Linked DNA regions of Homo sapiens: region 2 is linked to region 1. Evidence: read pairs that join two places in POLR2A ChIA-PET (ENCODE). Cell type or tissue: MCF 10A. All regions are shown on one strand. Each heading gives the region's core, and the rest is flanking DNA. Links, peaks and the distances in the headings are about the cores only.

The links. Peaks named below come from ENCODE experiments on the same cell type or tissue, not always from the same donor. Only the 100,000 strongest peaks of a DNase experiment are listed, where the experiment ranks them.
Region 2: POLR2A ChIA-PET joins it to region 1 with 12 read pairs; 3 of 35 experiments call an interaction of 5 or more read pairs at or near these places.

Annotation. Positions count from the first base shown.
Region 1 is chr1:202,139,759-202,148,639 of GRCh38, reverse strand. It overlaps ARL8A (ARF like GTPase 8A), which reads left to right and starts at 3,903. Exons shown (of 7, transcript NM_138795.4): 1 at 3,903-4,190. The coding sequence starts at 4,068. PTPN7 (protein tyrosine phosphatase non-receptor type 7) reads left to right here. Exons shown (of 10, transcript NM_002832.4): 10 at 1-1,624. The coding sequence ends at 34. RefSeq lists silencers at 3,703-4,412, 4,913-4,962. In MCF 10A, for the core only: no CTCF peak of the experiment used is centred there; a DNase peak (open chromatin) is centred at 3,879.
Region 2 is chr1:202,031,238-202,040,118 of GRCh38, reverse strand. No RefSeq gene overlaps it. Among named protein-coding and RNA genes, the nearest start is that of ELF3, 25 kb to the right of the region's middle. In MCF 10A, for the core only: no CTCF peak of the experiment used is centred there; a DNase peak (open chromatin) is centred at 5,128.

The sequences.
Region 1 (8,881 bases), core at 653-8,652:
TGCAGGCCAGCTGCCTGAGGAACCCAGCCCCTGACCCCTGCCACCCTCCGGTGGCCCAGGTGCCTACCTCCCTCAAGCCTGGGAAGGTGGGTCTGGGGAAAGTGGGCCGAGTGATCTGGGGGTACCCCTTGGGTTGGTGTGGGGAAGGAGTGCCTCCTTAGTGGTGCTTGCAGTCACAGGAAGCAGCAGCAGTAAGGACAAGGGGCCGGATTCCAGGTCTTCAACACTGGCCACTCCTCTGCTTCCTCTGTTGGCCCCAGATGGACAGTAAGGGGAACCTCCAATGTCTCTCTGAACTTAAAGACAGGAGCTGGCATTTATGACAGACAAAGAAAGAAGCCCAGGTGTCCTGGTGTTCTCTGAGACACTCTTTGTGAGCTTCAGTTTCCTGTTCTATAACATGAACATAAGTGCTTAGCTGCCATGAGGGAAAAGTAATGAGAGAAGTTTCTAGAAGCCACTCCAGCCACTCCTTCCTGGGGCTGACAAAAGGGTGATTCCAAGATCATCCTTCACCCGAGGTCCTGCCCAAGCACAGGCCAGATGCAAGAATGGGGAAAAGTCTGGTCCTGATCTCCAAGTCTCAACATCCTATCAGTGACTCTGCTCCCTGACCACACATCGGAAGGGCTGGATGACCCCAATCAAAAGAAAGAACAAGGACTCTGGTTACCCTTGCCTCCACCCATGTGTCATAAGAGTAGGCTACAGAGGTGACCAGGCCTGGCAGTTGAAATCTCTGGAAGAGGGAACATGTGGGGACTACTCAGAGGCAAAGAGGAGCTGCTCCTGCCTCCATGGTTGCTGGCCACTCCCACCAACTACTCTTAGGGAGGCTAAGCAGTCTCTGTTTTGCTTCCATGGCTCAAATAATACCCTGGGTATGCAGGACCCACTATACCTTGCATTTGCTGAGTACACCTAGAGAGCTTGGCTGTTTCCAAAAACAATCAGGGTCATAACCATCCATGCAGACATGGAGGCTCGGCTGAACCAGGACTCCTCACTGTCTACCTGAGAGAATGAGCACCCCTCATCCATCTCAGCATCAACACAATTTCCAGGGGACCTCAGGTCTACCTCAGGACTGAACGCCACACCTCAGGATTCCTCCTCCTTGAATCTGAGACTGGCTGCCCATTCTGAGATGGGGATGAAGGTAAGATGCCGCATCACCAGGCACGCCGCCCCTGACAGCTGCCTTGATACCAGCTCTCTGTGGAAACCCCCGAGGAGTTGGATCTGGAGAACAGCTGGGCCTCCTCACTCAGGACTTCTCTCCTGAAGAACACGCAGTGCTAAAACTGAGGATGATTTCCCTAATGCTTCTGCTTGGCCTTATGGAGGAGCTGCTCCTTCCTTACAGCCTTGGGGATGGACTTGCCCACACCTCCACCTCCCCTGAGCCCTGTGAGAGGCACGACTGTCTATGCCAATGAGGCTCGGTGGGGGGCTCTCAAGTGCCTGATCCTGCCCTGGGCTCAGAGCCAGCCCAGAGGGAAGCAACTGCACAGCCCCACAGGCCCTCCCTGGCACTGTCCCCCCAACCCCATCTCAGAGCTCAGAGGGTACAAGCTCCAGAACAGTAACCAAGTGGGAAAATAAAGACTTCTTGGATGACTGACTCATTCCTTCTTTCCATCTTCTTCTTGGCCCTCTGGGGCCTCTTTGTAGCAAGAGAGAAAGACTGCAGACCAGGGACAGGCAGGCTGCAAATCTTTGCCCTTGGGATATGCACTTTTCTAGCACTTCCAAGGACATAAAGTAAGGTGAAACCAAAGTCAATTTAGGAAGTGAGACAGGGTGGACCCTCATAGCCTACCCAGGCAGCTGTAACAATTCACACTACCGTAAACCATGTGGCTTCTAAACAACAGAAATGTATTGCTGGCCTGGCGTGGTGGCTCATGCCTGTAATCCCAGCACTTTGGGAGGCCGAGGCAGGCGGATCACGAGGTCAGGAGATCCAGCTAACACAGTGAAACGCTGTCTCTACTAAAAATACAAAAAATTAGCCGGACGTGGTAGCACACACCTGTAGTCAGCTATTCGGGAGGCTGAGGCAGAAGAATTGTTTGAACCCTGGAGGTGGAGGGTGCAGTGAGCTATCATGCCACTGCACTCCAGCCTGGATGACAGAGCAAGACTCCATCTCAAAAAAAAAAGAAAAAAGAAAAAAAGAAATGTGTTGCTCACAGTTCTGGAAGCTGGGAAGTCTAGGATCAAGACCCTTGCAGACTCAGTGTCTGGCTATTAGGCAGAGCCTTCTTTCTGTCCTTGCATGGTGAAAAGGTTGTGGGCTGGTATTCTTCCCCCTAATCCCACCGGCCCCCTTTATAAGGCTCTACCCTCATGACTTAATCACCTCCTAATACCATCACTTTAGGGATTAGGACTTCAACCTATGAATTTGGGGGGACACAAACATTCAGTCCATAGCCTTTATCTTAGGAGCTAGAGGAGGACTTATAAAGGGCAGAGGTTAGAAAGATGGTGCTTAATAAACCAGAATATTGGCCAGGCTCATGCCTGTAATCCCAGCACTTTGGGAGGCTGAGGCAGGCAGATGGCTTGAGCTCAGGGCTTCGAGACCAGCCTGGACAACATGGCAAAACCCCGTCTCTACCAAATATACAAAAATTAGGCTGGCATGGTGGCGCATGCCTGTAGTCCCAGCTACTCGGGAGGCTGAGGTAGAAGAATCACCTGAGCCCGAGGAGGTGGAGGCTGCAGTGAGTCGAGATCCCACCGCTGCACTCCAGCCTGGGCCACACAGTGAGACCCCATCAAAAAAAAAAAAAAAAACAATATTATGCTAGCCGAAACCTTGTGATTCTTCTACTTTGGTAACTGTTTGACTATTTGGGGTCATCTAACTCCAGTTGATTGGACAGATATGGTTGATATTGATAGTTTACCCACTTTTGACTAAAACAATAGACTACATATGACTACATTTGAAAACCAAACCCCAACGGGCAGCCAGCATAGGCTGGGGACTGCCCGAAGCCTGAGCCTACCCGGGACTGCCAGCTGAGGTTGTCAGCCTGCCTGAGCAGGTCCTATGGGTGGGTCTTGCAAGGAGAGGGGCAGGAGTAAGGCATCTTTGCAGGCACTCCAGACCCACTTCAAGAGGAGAACTATCACTTCTCCTCCTGAAGAATACTCTGCTTTTCACCAAAACAGGGCAACATTTTCCTTTGTCACAGACGTTCCTCACTGAAAACCCCCTGCCAGGACTGTATCTGTTTGGGTATCTTGGGGATGCTGGTAAAAATCCGGAGCAAGTTCAAGCGTCCGTTTCACTTGGGGCCAGAGGCTTCCTAACAAGTGGTCGGGGTAAATTGTGGTGAACAAAACAAGATGGAGTATTAAAAGACCCGAATACGGTTGTCCCTCTGCACTGGGTGCATTTTGAGAGGATGGGACTGTACCCAGGAATGCTCAGAGGCAAGGGTTCAGGGACAAAAAAGCCTCCATCTGCCTCCCTGTCGTAGAGATCTCATCTCCGTGTCCTGGGAAGTGGGTGACCCACTCTCCTTCAACCTGAAAAGGCTCCTGCTTAACCGGAACCTCACCCACCTCGAGCCCACCACCCTTTAAGAAAGGGGGTGCCAGTCAGGGCGCGGCAGTCGGGGACAGGGTCTAAAATAAATTAGACCCCATTTCCCAAGCGCCTCTCGACGCCAGCTGCCGGTCAACCCCCGCCGCTGAAGCCTGCGGATTCCCTGCTCACCCCACCTGCGGATTCCCTGCTCACCCCACCTGCGGGTGCGGCCCCTGGCCCCCCGGCTCCAGCGAGGGAGGAGCGCGCGCTCGGGTGCGAGCAGGACACGGCCCGGCCGCGAGGGAGGGCGGCGGCGGCGGCGGAGGAGGAGGGCGCGGAAGCCACACCCATCGGCGAGCCGATTCCGGGGCAGCGAGTCGTCGGCAGCCGCGCTCGAGCCTCCGCCCGCACCGAGCCGCGGGACCCGGGCCGTACCGGGGAGGGGCCGCTCCGGGCCGCAGCGCGAGGGCAGCGAGGGGCGGCGGGGACCTGGCACCGGGCGGGGCCGGCGGCAGCGACCATGATCGCTTTGTTCAACAAGCTGCTGGACTGGTTCAAGGCCCTATTCTGGAAGGAGGAGATGGAGCTCACGCTGGTCGGGCTTCAGTACTCGGGCAAGACCACCTTCGTCAACGTGATCGCGGTACGAGGGCGTCGGGCGCGGGGTCCCCGGGCGCGGGCCGCGGGTCGGGCCTGTCCCCGCCCGCGCCGCGCCCTGCTGAGCCGGGGTCGCCGCCTGGCATAGCCGGGCACGGCCGGGCGCCGGGCGGGGGAGGAGCCGGCCCCGAGCGCTTGGGGCCTAGTACGGCCCGTGCCGTGGGGGACCGGGGCGGCGCGCGACCCGCTCTCTCACCCGGGCCGGTACTGCACGGCTGGGGGCAGGGGAAGGGGGACGAACAGACAGGGCCGGTGCCACGGGGCAGGCGGCACCGAGGGGCTCTCGAAGCAGGAGGGACCCGCTGCCGGCTGAGACGGGCCCCCTCTGGCCCCCGCGCAAGGGGGCATGACGGGGCGAAAGTGCACGGGCCTTCCTGTCCCGCGGGTAGAGGGTCACGGGACGGGGCGGCCGAGAGGCTTGAGGAGGGGGTTTGGGCAAGCCCAGCCCCACCCAGAGGGCTTAACCCCTCCTTGCCGGAAGAGGAAGCCCCGGCCCTATTGAGGGGGAGGGGAGGTATCCCCCGGGGTAGAGGAGTCAGCTGAGGCCCTTGGCTCAAGCCCAGACTCCTCCCCAACTTCTCCCCGACCCGCAGTGTCTAGCCGGGGGTCCAGGGAGGATCGCATGGTAACGGGAGTTTGGAGACTCCGTCTGGCTCAGAAGTTTGCAGGAGCAGGTGCTCCCGACAAGAGAGGATGAGGTGTAGGGGCACGGCCCACTGGGGCCTTGGGAGAGTGGCTCTAAGGGCTTTGGGTCGTCAACACTGAAGTGGGTGATTGTAAGTCTTTCAGCGCCAGGGGAGTGGTGGGGAAGGAGTTAAAATCTCTCTCAAAAAAGGGGAAGATGAGCTCCATGGGTGTGAGCTGAGGCTGCCGTAATGGCTGCGGCCTGCCTGTCAGAGCCAGGCTAGACAGGGCTTGTGGGTCGAGGAAGCATGGGACAGGGGCTGGGGTTGTCCAGGGACCTGGCCCCAGTCCCAAAGCTGAGGTTTCCCACAACTGTGAGTTGGCCAGATAGTAACCAAAGATACTGATGAGATAGGTCAGCAGAGGAATGTATCCAGCCGGCCTAGGTACCTCTACCTGTCCGTGTTGTTGCCCCACCTTGCAGAAGATGGGCCTCCTCGACAGTTCTCAGCGTCCTAGAAGGCAGGGGACGTCACTTCATTGGACCTGAGGCATGAAGGCAGATGGAAAGCTCGAGGGGCGGGCATCCTGTGGTTACACAATTGAACACTGGCTTCCTTTCCCAAACATGCTCTGCAAATGACCTCTGCCCTTTCTCGACCCAGTGTCTCCTGTCTCCTGACCTGACAGGGCAGGATCTTCAGGCCAATGCTGCGGTTTTGGCACAGTAATTTTCGGAGCTAACACCCCTGGGCTCTGTCTGCCTAGGCTCTGCCCTTGGGGTCAGAGACCCTCTGGTTAAACTTGGCATTGACTTAGGCTCTTGGATTCCCAGAGCAGGCACATAACACCTGGACTCTGACCTGACTCTGCAGGCCTAGGTGGCTTGGGTTCTAGGCGTTTAGGTCTGAGAAATGCAGCTGGGCCTAGGTATCTCCTCGTTCCCCAGGGTGTTACTATAGCTGTGCTCTGGGACAGGGATCCACAGGTACCCGGGTGGGTTCGGTTTCTGGGTCTGCAGTTGAGCCTTTGACAGGAGGGCCCCCTCTAGACCAGCATCATATCCAGAGAGTTGGAGACTATAGCAGGCCAGAAACAGAACCCAAGAGTCCCAAATTCCCCTGCCAGGGTCAAGAGTTCCTGTGATATACAGGAAAAGCACCCCATCTCCAGCCCACAAGGTCCCCTTTTTAATCTTAAATTTGCCACTTCCGCTGGCACATTCTAAAAGAGCAGGCAAGCTAAATTCCCTTCTTTAGAGAGGCTTCCCAAGGAAAACCACCCCATGTGGGCTGCAGTTGGAATTCCAGTGTCCCGGTCACTCCAGTGTTTTCAGATCCTCTGGGGCTACCACACTGGCATTGCTGCCCACCCCGTGTATAATCACAGTTGAGTGTCTTCCAGAAAGAAACGAAGAGTTGGGACCCCTGGGCTCTGTTCCCATGCCTACCACTGAATTTCTGAATTACCTGTGCCTGTTCATTTGGCCTCTGTTTGTCTCAGATCTTTCGCCATTGGGTTTTTTCTACTCACCCTATGAGGTCTGGCTGTAAATAGAAATTGAGTTTAGTGTGTCTAGCTGCTCAGCAGGTTAATGTGAGCTGGAAAGAAATTATATACACTGCTTCTAAGAACCTGAAACATCAGCCGGGCATGGTGGCTCACGCCTGTAATCCCAGCAATTGGGAGGCCAAAGTGGGGGTTTCACCTGAGGCTAGGAGTTCGAGACCAGCCTGGCCAACATGGTGAAACCCCATCTCTACTAAAAATACAAAAATTAGCCAGGCATGGTGGTGGCCACCTGTAATCCCAGCTACTTGGGAGGCTGAGGCAAGAGAATTGCTTGAACCCAGGAGGCGGAGGCTGCAGTGAGTTAAGATCGTGCCGCCACTGCACTCCAGCCTGGGCAACAAGAGCGAAACTCCGTCTCAAAAAAAAAAAAGGAACCTAAAACATCCTTTGAGTTCTGAAAAAGTTGTGATGCTAGAAAAGTGGGAGATGTTTTGTCCTAGGAAACAACAGGGTCATTTTCAAATATTTAAAAGTGTCAAAGACTGTCCTATGGAATAACTAGTCTTGGAGTGCCCAAGGGGACTTAGGAACAATGGGTGGACATTCTAGGAATGATAGATTTTTTTTTCTTTTTTTTCTTTTTTCTTTTTTTTTTTTGAGACAGAGTGTTGCTCTATCACCCAGGCTGGGAGTGCAGTGGTACAGTCTCGGCTCACTGCAACCTCCGCCTCCCAGGCTCAAGCAATTCTCCTGCCTCAGTCTCCCGAGTAGCTGGGATTACAGGCATACACCACCATGCCTGGCTAATTTTTGTATTTTTAGTAGAGATGGGGTTTCGTCATGTTGGCCAGGCTGGTCTCGAACCCCTGACCTCAGGTGATCTGCCTGCCTCAGCCTCCCAAAGTGCTGGGATTACAGGTATGAGCCACCATGTCCGGCCGGATTGTTAACTCAATATAAAGAACTTTCTGATAGTTGGAACTGACCCAAGAGGGGATGGGGCAGAAGGGACTGAAGTCTGAGACAAGAGGTTGGGCTGCATGACTTCAGGTTACTTCCAACCTTAAATGAGGAGCCTATGAGACAGGGAGGCATTAGCAGGGAAATTAAGTCATAATCTGATTCCACCTTAGCTCCGATTCACAGCTGAACAAGACCTACTGGTGCCGGGGAGCCTGGCTCCTTGAAGGTCCTCCCAGCATCCCCCTCTGCCAAGGTCACATTCTGCCAGGCTGGGCTTCTCATTTACTTGGTAGCCTGTGGATCTTCTAGTTGCCAAAGAGCAGTGATGGTTCCCCATGCTATATCGAAACCATTTCCAAGCATGTTGTGAGTCTTATTTACAGTTCCTAGGAGACCGAAACCCTTCTCCCCAGTTTTACATTCAGAAACACTGAGGTCCAGAGAAGTTCAAGTTTCTTATCCAAGCACCCCCTGGGATGAGAGACAAACAAGAACTGGGCCTCCTTCCTCAGACTCTATTGTTGGGGATGGGGTAGACTGCAGCAGGCTGCCGGGGTTTGGGTAATTACAGCACACTTAATTCTCCCTGCTTAGCTAGAAGAAGCCATTCCCTCTTCCTCAGTGGTTCCTAACTTTGGGGGCTCTCAGAACTTTTTGATATCTGAAAGAAGTGAGAGACCCTTTCTCCAGAAAAATGTACACACAAACAAAACTTTGCACACACACAGATTGTGTACAGTTTCAGGGGGTTCAGGGGATCTCTGAAGCCCAACTGTGGACCTCAGGTTGGAAACCGCTGCTGGACCTTGTCATTGGGTGTCAGTCCTGGGTACTCAGTTCTTATATCATCCTAAGGCCCTGATGAATAGGTGGTTCCTGCAGATAAAAGGGAATTGGGCTGGGCGCGGTGGCTCACGCCTGTAATCCCAGCACTTTGGGAGGCCGAGGTGGGCGGATCACGAGGTCAGGAGATCGAAACCATCCTGGCCAACATGGTGAAACCCCGAATCTACTAAAAATACAAAAAAAAAAAAAAAAAATTAGCTAGGCATGGTGGCACGCGCCTGTAGTCCCAGCTACTTGGGAGGCTGAGGCAGGAGAACTGCTTGAACCCAGGAGGCAGAGGCTACAGTGAGCCGAGATCACACCACTGCACTCCTGCCTGGGCGAGAGAGTGAGACTCCGTCTCAAAAAAAAAAAAGGGAATCAAAGCAGTCTATTCAGATGGGATATCAGGGGTCTTCATGTGGACATGGAGGCACCAAATAAGAGCCAATCATCTCCTACATCTTGGCTAATGGTCAGGGCCCCTGATCTCTTTATGTAACCCAAGGCAAATTATTCCTACCAGCTGGTGGGAGAAAAAGGCATGGTAAAGGAACAGGGCTTGGCCGGGCACCGTGGCTCACCCCTATAATCCCAGCGCTTTGGGAGGCCCAGGTAGGCAGATCACTTGAGGTCAGGAGTTCAAGACCATCCTGGCCAATGTGGTGAAACCCTGTCTCTACTAAAAATACAAAAATTAGCTGGGTGTGGTGGCACATGCCTGTGGTCTCAGCTACTGGGGAGGCTGAGGCA
Region 2 (8,881 bases), core at 267-8,266, 110 kb after region 1:
AAAAAAAAAAAGAAGGAATACTGCATTGTTGAATAAGATACTCAAATGCAGTCTTAACATTTAAGGTGGCTGATGCCCAAAATAGGCAAGTCAAGAAAGGTGATTTGGATTTGGAGGTGATTTTGCACCTGGAAGGAATTCTCTTCCCATGACCTTATGAGTATTGTGGAGCATGTCTTCATCCTTAAGGTCAATGATGCATCAGATACCAGATGGTTTCGTTTCTCAGCTGTGGTCCAAAGAGAGGGTTGAGTTGGGCCAGAGTTGCCAGAATTGCAATCGGCCAAGTTTGCTGCTTTATGATCAAGGATATTACAAAGGATACAGACAGAGAGATGTGTAGGGCAAGGCATGTGGGAAGGGGCATGGAGCTTCTACACCCTCCCTGGGCACACCACCCTCTGGGAACCTCCATGTATTCAGCTGTCTGGAAGATCCCATTTTATTTATTTATTTATTTATTTATTTTGAGACAGAGTCTCGCTCTGTCACCCAGGCTGGAGTGCAGTGGTGCGGTCTTGGCTCACTTCAAGCTCCACCTCCAGGGTTCACGCCATTCTTCTGCCTCAGCCTCCAATGTAGCTGGGACTACAGGCACCCGCCACCATGCCCAGCTAATTTTTTGTATTTTTAGTAAAGACAAGGTTTCACCATGTTAGTCAGGATGGTGTCGATCTCCTGACCTCGTGATCTGCCTGCCTCGGCCTCCCAAAGTGCTGGGATTACAGGCGTGAGCCACCACGCCTGGCTGTAGGTCCCATTTTAAAAAAACAGTTCTGTGGCATTAAAGTATATTCACATTGTGGAGGCTGAGCACGGTGACTCACACCTGTAATCCCAGCACTTTGCAGGGCTGAGAATCACTTGAACCCAGGAGTTTGAGACCAGCCTGGGCAACAAAGGGAGATCTCATCACTATACAAAAGCTAAAAATTATCTGGGTGTGGTGGTGCATGCCTGTAGTCCCAACTACTTGGGAGGCTGAGGTCAAAGGTCACTTGAGCCCAGGAGATTGAGGGTGGGGTGAGCCATACCACTGCACTCCAGCCTGGTCAAGACACTGCATCTTAATAATAATAATAAAAAAAGGATAGCCACATTGTGGTTCAGCCATTTCCACCACCCATCTTCAGAACATTTTCATCTTCCCTAACTGCAACTCTGTACCCATTAAACACTAGCTCCCCATTCTTGCCTCGCCACATCCCCTCCTAACAGCTCCTACCAACCACCATTCTACTTTCTGTCTCTGTAAATTTGCCTATTCTAGGTATCACATAGAATAATTGTTCTTTCATGTCTGACTTGTTTCACTTATGATGTAAAGGGGAGTCTATTTAAAGAGAAAACATCAGGCTAGGTGCAGTGGCTCATGCCTGTAATCCCAACACTTTGGGAGGCCAAAGTGGGTGGATCACTTGAGGTCAGGAGTTCAAGACCAGCCTGGCCAACATGGCAAAACCCTGTCTCTATTTAAAATACAAAAACTAGCTAAGTGTGGTGGCGCACACCTGTAATCCCAGCTACTTGGGAGGCTGAGACAGGAGAATCACTTGAACCCAGGAGGAGGAGTTTGCAGTGAGCCAAGATTGTGCCACTGCACTCCAGCCTGGGCAACAGAGCAAGACTCCATCTCAAAAAAATACAAATAAATAAATAGAAAACATTAAAATATATTAGAATTTAGGATGTCTGCAGATGTGGCAATGGTACAGGGTGACTAAAGATGGAAATTCAACAGGCTGTGAGAACAGAGGACTTCTCCCTCATCTCTGTCTGTGGGGATAACTAGATCTGCTAATCTGTGAAATTCAGGACACACGTTGGGAACAGGAGAAAGAGGAGGTGGAAAAGGGGTCAAATGCAAGCTCCCCATCCAAAGAACCAAGCAGGTGCCACTGAGCTCTCCTGGGAGCCTTAGTGCTCCCAGGCCTTTGACACAGGGCTAGCCATCTGCTCTGTACACACCTGACAAACAGCTGATAGGTGGCCCATCTGTGGGCTGCATTAGAAGCCTGCTGGTGCCATTTTCTCACACTTATCTGACTGGTGTGGGAAAATGGCACCAGCAGGCTTGGAATGTGCCCAAACAAAGCCATCCAAGGGACCTCGTACTGTTGTGGATCCATATACATCCCAGAAACCAAGTAGAACCCAATGACTAGATGTCCCATATCTGAAGGTTCTGAGTCAGCAGCAGTGATAATACTTAGGGCAGGATCTGTGCAGTGAAAAGACTGAGATTGGGAAATCCCCAGGGACTTGGGCTGAAAACAAAGCCATTTCCAGAACAGAGAGGGAGCCAATCTCCCTGGAGGACTGAGGTCCTTGCAGAGAATCCTCACTCAAGGTTGCAGTAGGCAGACTCCTCATATTAGTCCGTTTTCGCACTGCTGATAAAGACATACCCGAGACCGGGAAGAAAGAGAGGTTTAATTGGACTTACAGTTCCATATGGCTGGGGAGGCCTCAGAATCATGGTGGGAAATGAAAGGCACTTCTTACATGGCAGCAGCAAGGGAATATGGGAAAGAAGCAAAAGCAGAAACCCCTGATAAACCCATCAGATCTTGTGAGACTTATTCACTATCCCGAAAATAGCACAGGAAAGACGGGCCCCCATGATTCAATTACCTCCTCCTAGGCCCCTCCCACAACACATGGGAATTCTAGGAGATACAATTCAAGTTCAGATTTGGGTGGGGACACGGCAAACCATATCACTCCTACCACTATGGTCTCTAGGCACAATGATCCAGAAATACTGGGATGTGAGATTTCTCTCCAAGGAGCACGTTCATTGCCAGGGATGGGCCCTCGTGCTGAGTGGCCCTGTGTGCCCCAGGCCTGTGGAAGGTGCTACTGCTCCATCTGTGCCTTGGATACCTCCATGCAGCCCAGCCCTGCAAACCAATTGATTATCCTTCCTGATTCAGTTGATCTCTAACTAGCAGCCAGGCCTCACTCAATGGTGCGGTTCACTGGATGTCATCTGCTAATCTCACACGCTATAAAGCCTTGAGAGAAGGGATCACTCTGTTCTCTTCCCACTTTGTACCTTCAGTATCTAGCACAGTACTCCATAGATAATAGTAGCTCGTTAAATATTTGTGAATAAATCAGTATATACATGATCATCAATCCTGATGTGTTTTATTGAATGTCTTTCTTTTATAGTTTTTTTGTTTGTTTTTTTGAGACAGGATCTCCCTCCCTCACCTAGGTTACAGTATAGTGGCGAAATCGTGGCTCCCTGCAGCCTCAACCTCCCAGGTTCAAGCGGTCCTCGCACCTCAGCCTCCTGAGTAGCTGAGACAACAGGTATGCACTACCATGCCAGGCTTTTGTTTTGTTTTGTTTTGTTTTGTTTAGAGACAGGATCTCACTATGTTGCCCAGGCTGGTCTCAAACTCCTGGGCTGAAGTGATCTGCCTGCCTCAGCCTCCCAAAGTGTTGGGACTACAAGTGTGAGCCACCATGCCTGGCCCCCCCATTGTGTTCTTTCAAGATTTGTACCTATACACGTGTGTAATACACACCACACATCTTTACATACATATATGTATAATTTGTTAGCTTTATGATTTTAAAAATCCAGAATCTTGTGATGTTTCTGGAGAAAAAAATTCATATTTTAATATATAATTTGCATTTGCATTGCTAGAGGACTATTTACCAACTCCTAAAGTCAGTACATCTGAAAACAGAATGTGTCATGGAAAATAATTCTCTTTTAAAAATTCACAGCAATTAGGACATATCTTATTTTGAAAACGGAAACATGCTGTGTTCACGCCTGTAATCCCAGCACTTTGGGAGACCCAGACAGGTGGATCAGTTGAAGTCAGCAGTTCAAAACCAGCCTGGCCAACATGGCAAAACCCCATCTCTATTAAAAATGTGAAAATTAGCCGGGCATGGTGGTGCGCGCCTGTAATCCCAGCTACTCTGGAGGCTGAGGCAGGAGAATCGCTTAAACCTGAGAGGCGGAGGTTGCAGTGAGCTGAGATCATGCCACTGCACTCCAGCCTGGGTGACAGAGCGAGACTCTGTCTCAAAAAAAAAAAAAAAAAAGAAAGAAAGAAAAAGAAAAGTAAAAGGAAACAATTCAAGTGTGAATGGAGTCATAGTGGAAAAAAAGAGTTCCAGCCAAATTCTTTTCTATGCAGCATTCCCTGTGGGCAAACATCTCTTAATGAGAGGAATTCCTACTTTCCCAAGTCAAGAACTTGCTGCTCCAAGTTGCTAATATTATAGTAGTTCTATATTTTATATCAACTCCTGGATCTTTTTCTGGGTTGGGAAGTCCTTCTGGTGTCATGGGTAATCTAAACACTAATGAATAGAGCAGGTAGGATGCTGAGACCTTCAGGGGTAAAAAGCAATTTTTAAATATACATCTAAGTTTATTTTTTTTGTTTTGTTTTTGTTTTTGTTTTTGAGACAGAATGTCACTCTGTTGCCCAGGCTGGAGTGCAATGGTGCAATCTCAGCTCACTGCAGCCTCCGCCTCCCAGGTTCAAGTGATTCTCCTGCCTCAGCCTCCCGAGTAGCTGAGATTACAGACGCCTGCCACCACACCCAGCTAATTTTTGTATTTTTTAGTAGAGACGAGGTTTCATCATGTTGGCCAGGCTGGTCTTGAACTGCTGGCCTCAAATGATCCACCCGCCTCAACCCCCTAAAAGGTACTGGGATTACAGGCAATGAGCCACCGCGGCCAGCCTAAACATACATCTAAGTTTAGATGGAAATGTGTACTTAAAACAACAATAGATGAATAAAAAGCCACCCAAGCTTAGGCAAAATGGAAAATGTTATTTGCCATCGGAAGCCTTCCACGTCATATGTATATTTATATATGCTGTAGACAAATTTTTATGACACTTGTGAGCAGTGATGCAGATAAGAGGGCAGTGGCCAAGGACGGGGCGGTCACATACCCCAGCCCCGGCTGGGGTATGTGAACCCGCATACTAGGGTATGTGACCATGCAGCCCCTTGCCCTGTAGGCCTACACCCCAGGACGGGCCTTTGAGGCCCTCCAGGATGAAGCTGGTTAATCATTCACTCTGCTCCCAGGGTGAGGTAATCCAGTCTCCCCAGGGAGAGGTGAAACTTGCGGGTAAACCAGCCCAGCCTGCACTGCAGGGCTGACGTCACCGTCACTGAGCTAGCGAGCTAGTGGAGGTTGCTGCTGGCCAGGCCACGGGTGGGTGGGGAACCTGCGGTCGGGGGTGGGTATGGGGAGTGGAAGGTTGGGGAGGGTTCTCTTGAGCTGAGGGCACATTCCTGACTAAATTCACCCCGAGGCTGCTCTGGTGGAAACCACCAGCTGGTCCCAGGGCCCTGGTGCTGCAGAAAGAACGGCAGGCTGAAGGAAAGAGATCTGTGAGGGCTCCTCCACCTAGTGTGAGGGCCACTTGGTGGAACGGGGCAGCAGGGTGGAGGGGAGTGACTCTGTAGATGGTGAGAACATGGGAAATCCTGCGGAGAAAGCCCTGATTTAGGAGGCTACAGACCCTTAGTCCTGGCTCTGCCATACCACGCCCCATGCCCTGCTGGGCGCCTTCCACCCCCATTCCCCAAATAAGGACAGACCATACGTTCCTTGGTGCCCTCTCTGTGCTTTTAAGTGCCAGCTTCTTACATAGATGATCTCATTTCATCTTCAGAACAACCCCAAGAGATGGCTGTGAGGATCAACCACATGTGAGAGGTGGGGAAGCTGAGGCAGGAGCAGTGGGTACTTACCACGGATTACCCAGCAGTCAAGGCTGACTGAGGACCTTAACCCAGGCAGGCTGACTCTGGCACCCGCAGCCACAATGCCATCCTGCCTGGGTCCCAGCTGACCTCTTCTGGGACCTGTCCCCCCCACCCTCCCCCGTCTGGCATCTCATATCCTCCTCCTTCCTCTCTGCCTTTTCATATCCAATTCCTTGGAAGCCCTAGTTCTCAGAGAGGAAGGCTTATGAAGCGTTGATTCACACAGCTTCCCCATCCAGCCCAAGGGTATAATGAAAAGGAAAAGCCAATCAGTAGCAAAGAGGTCAACCTTTTGCCCATTGATTAGAGCTAAAGGTCCTCAGCCTTGCCAGAGGTCACCAATCAGAGGTTCAAAGATGATAATTAGTGGTCATCAATTTCTTGATGAGGTATCAGGTAGATGCATTCATTTATTCGATAAATTGTTTATTGGATGTCTTCAGTGGGATACACATTGTGAGCAAAGCAGGCAAAATGCCATGCCCTCACGGAGTGTTCATTTTAGTGGGGGGAGAAAGACAATTACAAACAGCAAAAATAGATAAATATTTTGTGTGTCTGAGCATGATAAATGCTATGGAGAAAAATAAAACCAAGAAAGAAGATAGGAAGGCGGGCAGGGCTAGGGTGGGCAATGGGTTACAATTATTTTTGTGTTTTTTTTTATTATTATTATACTTTAAGTTATAGGGTACATGTGCACAACATGCAGGTTTGTTTCACAGGTATACATGTGCCATGTTGGTTTGCTGCACCCATCAACTCGTCATTTACATTAGGTATTTCTCCTAATGCTATCCCTCCCCCAGCCTCCCACTCTCCTTTTGTTGCTGTTTTTTTTTTTTTTTTAAGAGACTGGGTCTTGCTGGGCATGGTGGCTCACGCTTGTAATCCCAGCACTTTGGGAGGCTGAGGCGGGTGGATCACGAGGTCAAGAGATCGAGACCATCCTGGCCAACATGGTGAAACCTCATCTCTACTAAAAATACAACAATTAGCTGGGCATGGTGGTGGGTGCCTGTAATCTCAGCTACTTGGGAGGCTGAGACAGGAGAATTGCTTGAACCTGGGAGGTGGAGGTTGCAGTGAGCTGAGATCGCACCATTGCACTCCAGCCTGGGCAAAGAGTGAAACTCCATCTCAAAAAAAAAAAAAAAAAAGAGAGAGAGACTGGGTCTCGCTCTGTTGCCCAGGCTGGAGCGTAGTGGTGCAGTCATAGCATACTACAGCCTTTCTCTCCTGGGCTCAAGCCATCCTCCTGCCTCAGCCTCTTGAGTAGCGAGGAGTACAAGCGTGCGCCACCATGACTTAAGTTTGTTTTGTTGTTTTTTGAGACGGAGTCTCGCTCTGTTGCCCAGGCTGGAGTGCAGTGGCACAGTCTTGGTTCACTGCAGCCTCTGCCTCCTGGTTCAAGCGATTCTCTTGCCTCAGCCTCCTGAGTAGCTGGGTCTACAGGTGTGCACCACCACGCCCAGCTAATTTTTGTATTTTTAGTAGAGACAGGGTTTTACCATGTTGGCTAGACTGGTCTTGAACTCCTGGCCTCAAGTGATCTGCTTCCCTCAGCCTCCCAAAGTGCTGGGATTACAGGCATGAGCCACTGTGCCCAGCCCTTGCTAACTTTTAAAAATTTTTTGTAGAGACCGGAGTCTCCCTATGTTGACCAGGCTGGTCTCAAACTCTCGGCCTCAAGCGATCCTCCTTAGGCCTCCTAAAGTGCTAGGATTACAGGTGTGAGCCAAGACCGGAGTCTCCCTATGTTGACCAGGCTGGTCTCAAACTCTCGGCCTCAAGCGATCCTCCTTAGGCCTCCTAAAGTGCTAGGATTACAGGTGTGAGCCGCTGTGCCCAGCCTGTTTTTAAGATGGGAGAAATTATAATACGTTTATATGCCAATGTAAATAATCAAGTAAAAAGGAAATTTTTGAGAAGGGAGAGAGTTGCTGGAGCACTGTCCTTGGGTAGGCGAGATGGGAGGGGATTTAGTGCACAAGCGGAGGGGTTAGCCTCAGCCAGGAGCTCAGCCAGTCATCTGCAGTAACAGGAGAGAAGGCAGAGGGTTTAGGCGTGGAGGCTGGTAGGCGGGTGGGTGCAGGGGTGAGACATTGGAGGGAGTCCTCATCTGGTCGCTTCCATTTTCTCAGTGAACTAAGAGGCAAGATCCTCCACCAAGTGAGAAGTGGAAAGCAGATGAAGTTTTGATGAGAGAGAAGGTATAAAATATTCCTCTGAGAAAACAAGAGGGTGAGTCAACTTGGGAAAGGTAGTATGATTGTCAGGTAACACTAGGGCCCACATGAAATTCATGATCAATAATTTAGAGAAGCGTTTCTCAATCTCAGCACTGTTGACATTTTAGGCCAGTTAAGTGTTTGTTGTGGGGAGCTGGCCTGTGAGCTACAGGATGCTTAACACGGCTGGGCTCTCTACCCACTAAATACCTGTAGCACCTACCCTCAGGTGTGATAATAAAAATGTCTCCAAACACTGATGTCCCTGACAGGGGCGGTGGCGGTGGGGGTGGTGGGGGGTGCCAGGTACAAAGCTGCTCCCTACAGAGAACCACCAATTTAGACTGAGAACAGTCAATGTGTCTGTTAATCAGCGCAGGTGCATACTCAGAACGGACAGAGGGTTGGATTTTATCAAGATTGTGGTTCTGCCAAGTGAGAAACACAAAGCAAAAGGGGCCAAGAGAGTTCAGGGTTTCTGAAAGAAAGTGATTGTAATGTCCGATCATAGAATGTAATCTGGGTAAAGAGGGGAGAGAAAACTTGAAGGGATGAGGGACAGAGAAAAGACAGAATGGTCAGTGGATTAGATATCCCTGTGAAACTGAAGGAGTGCTGGAGTTGTAATTCCACAGAGGTGAGCTATAAAAACGAGAGGCAGTGGCCAGAGTGAAATTGAGAATATTAAGGTGTTCAGTGTCTGGTAATGACAAGGATTAAGAGATGACCAAGGGAGTCTACAGTTGAATTAATGTGGAGGACAAGCCCCCTGAAGTCTTAACAAAGGGATTTTCAGTCACATCCTTGATTCATCTTTAGACAATGTTTCCTGACAGTGCCCTGGATCTTCTCTTTGCCTGGAAATGATTTCTTTTGTTTTA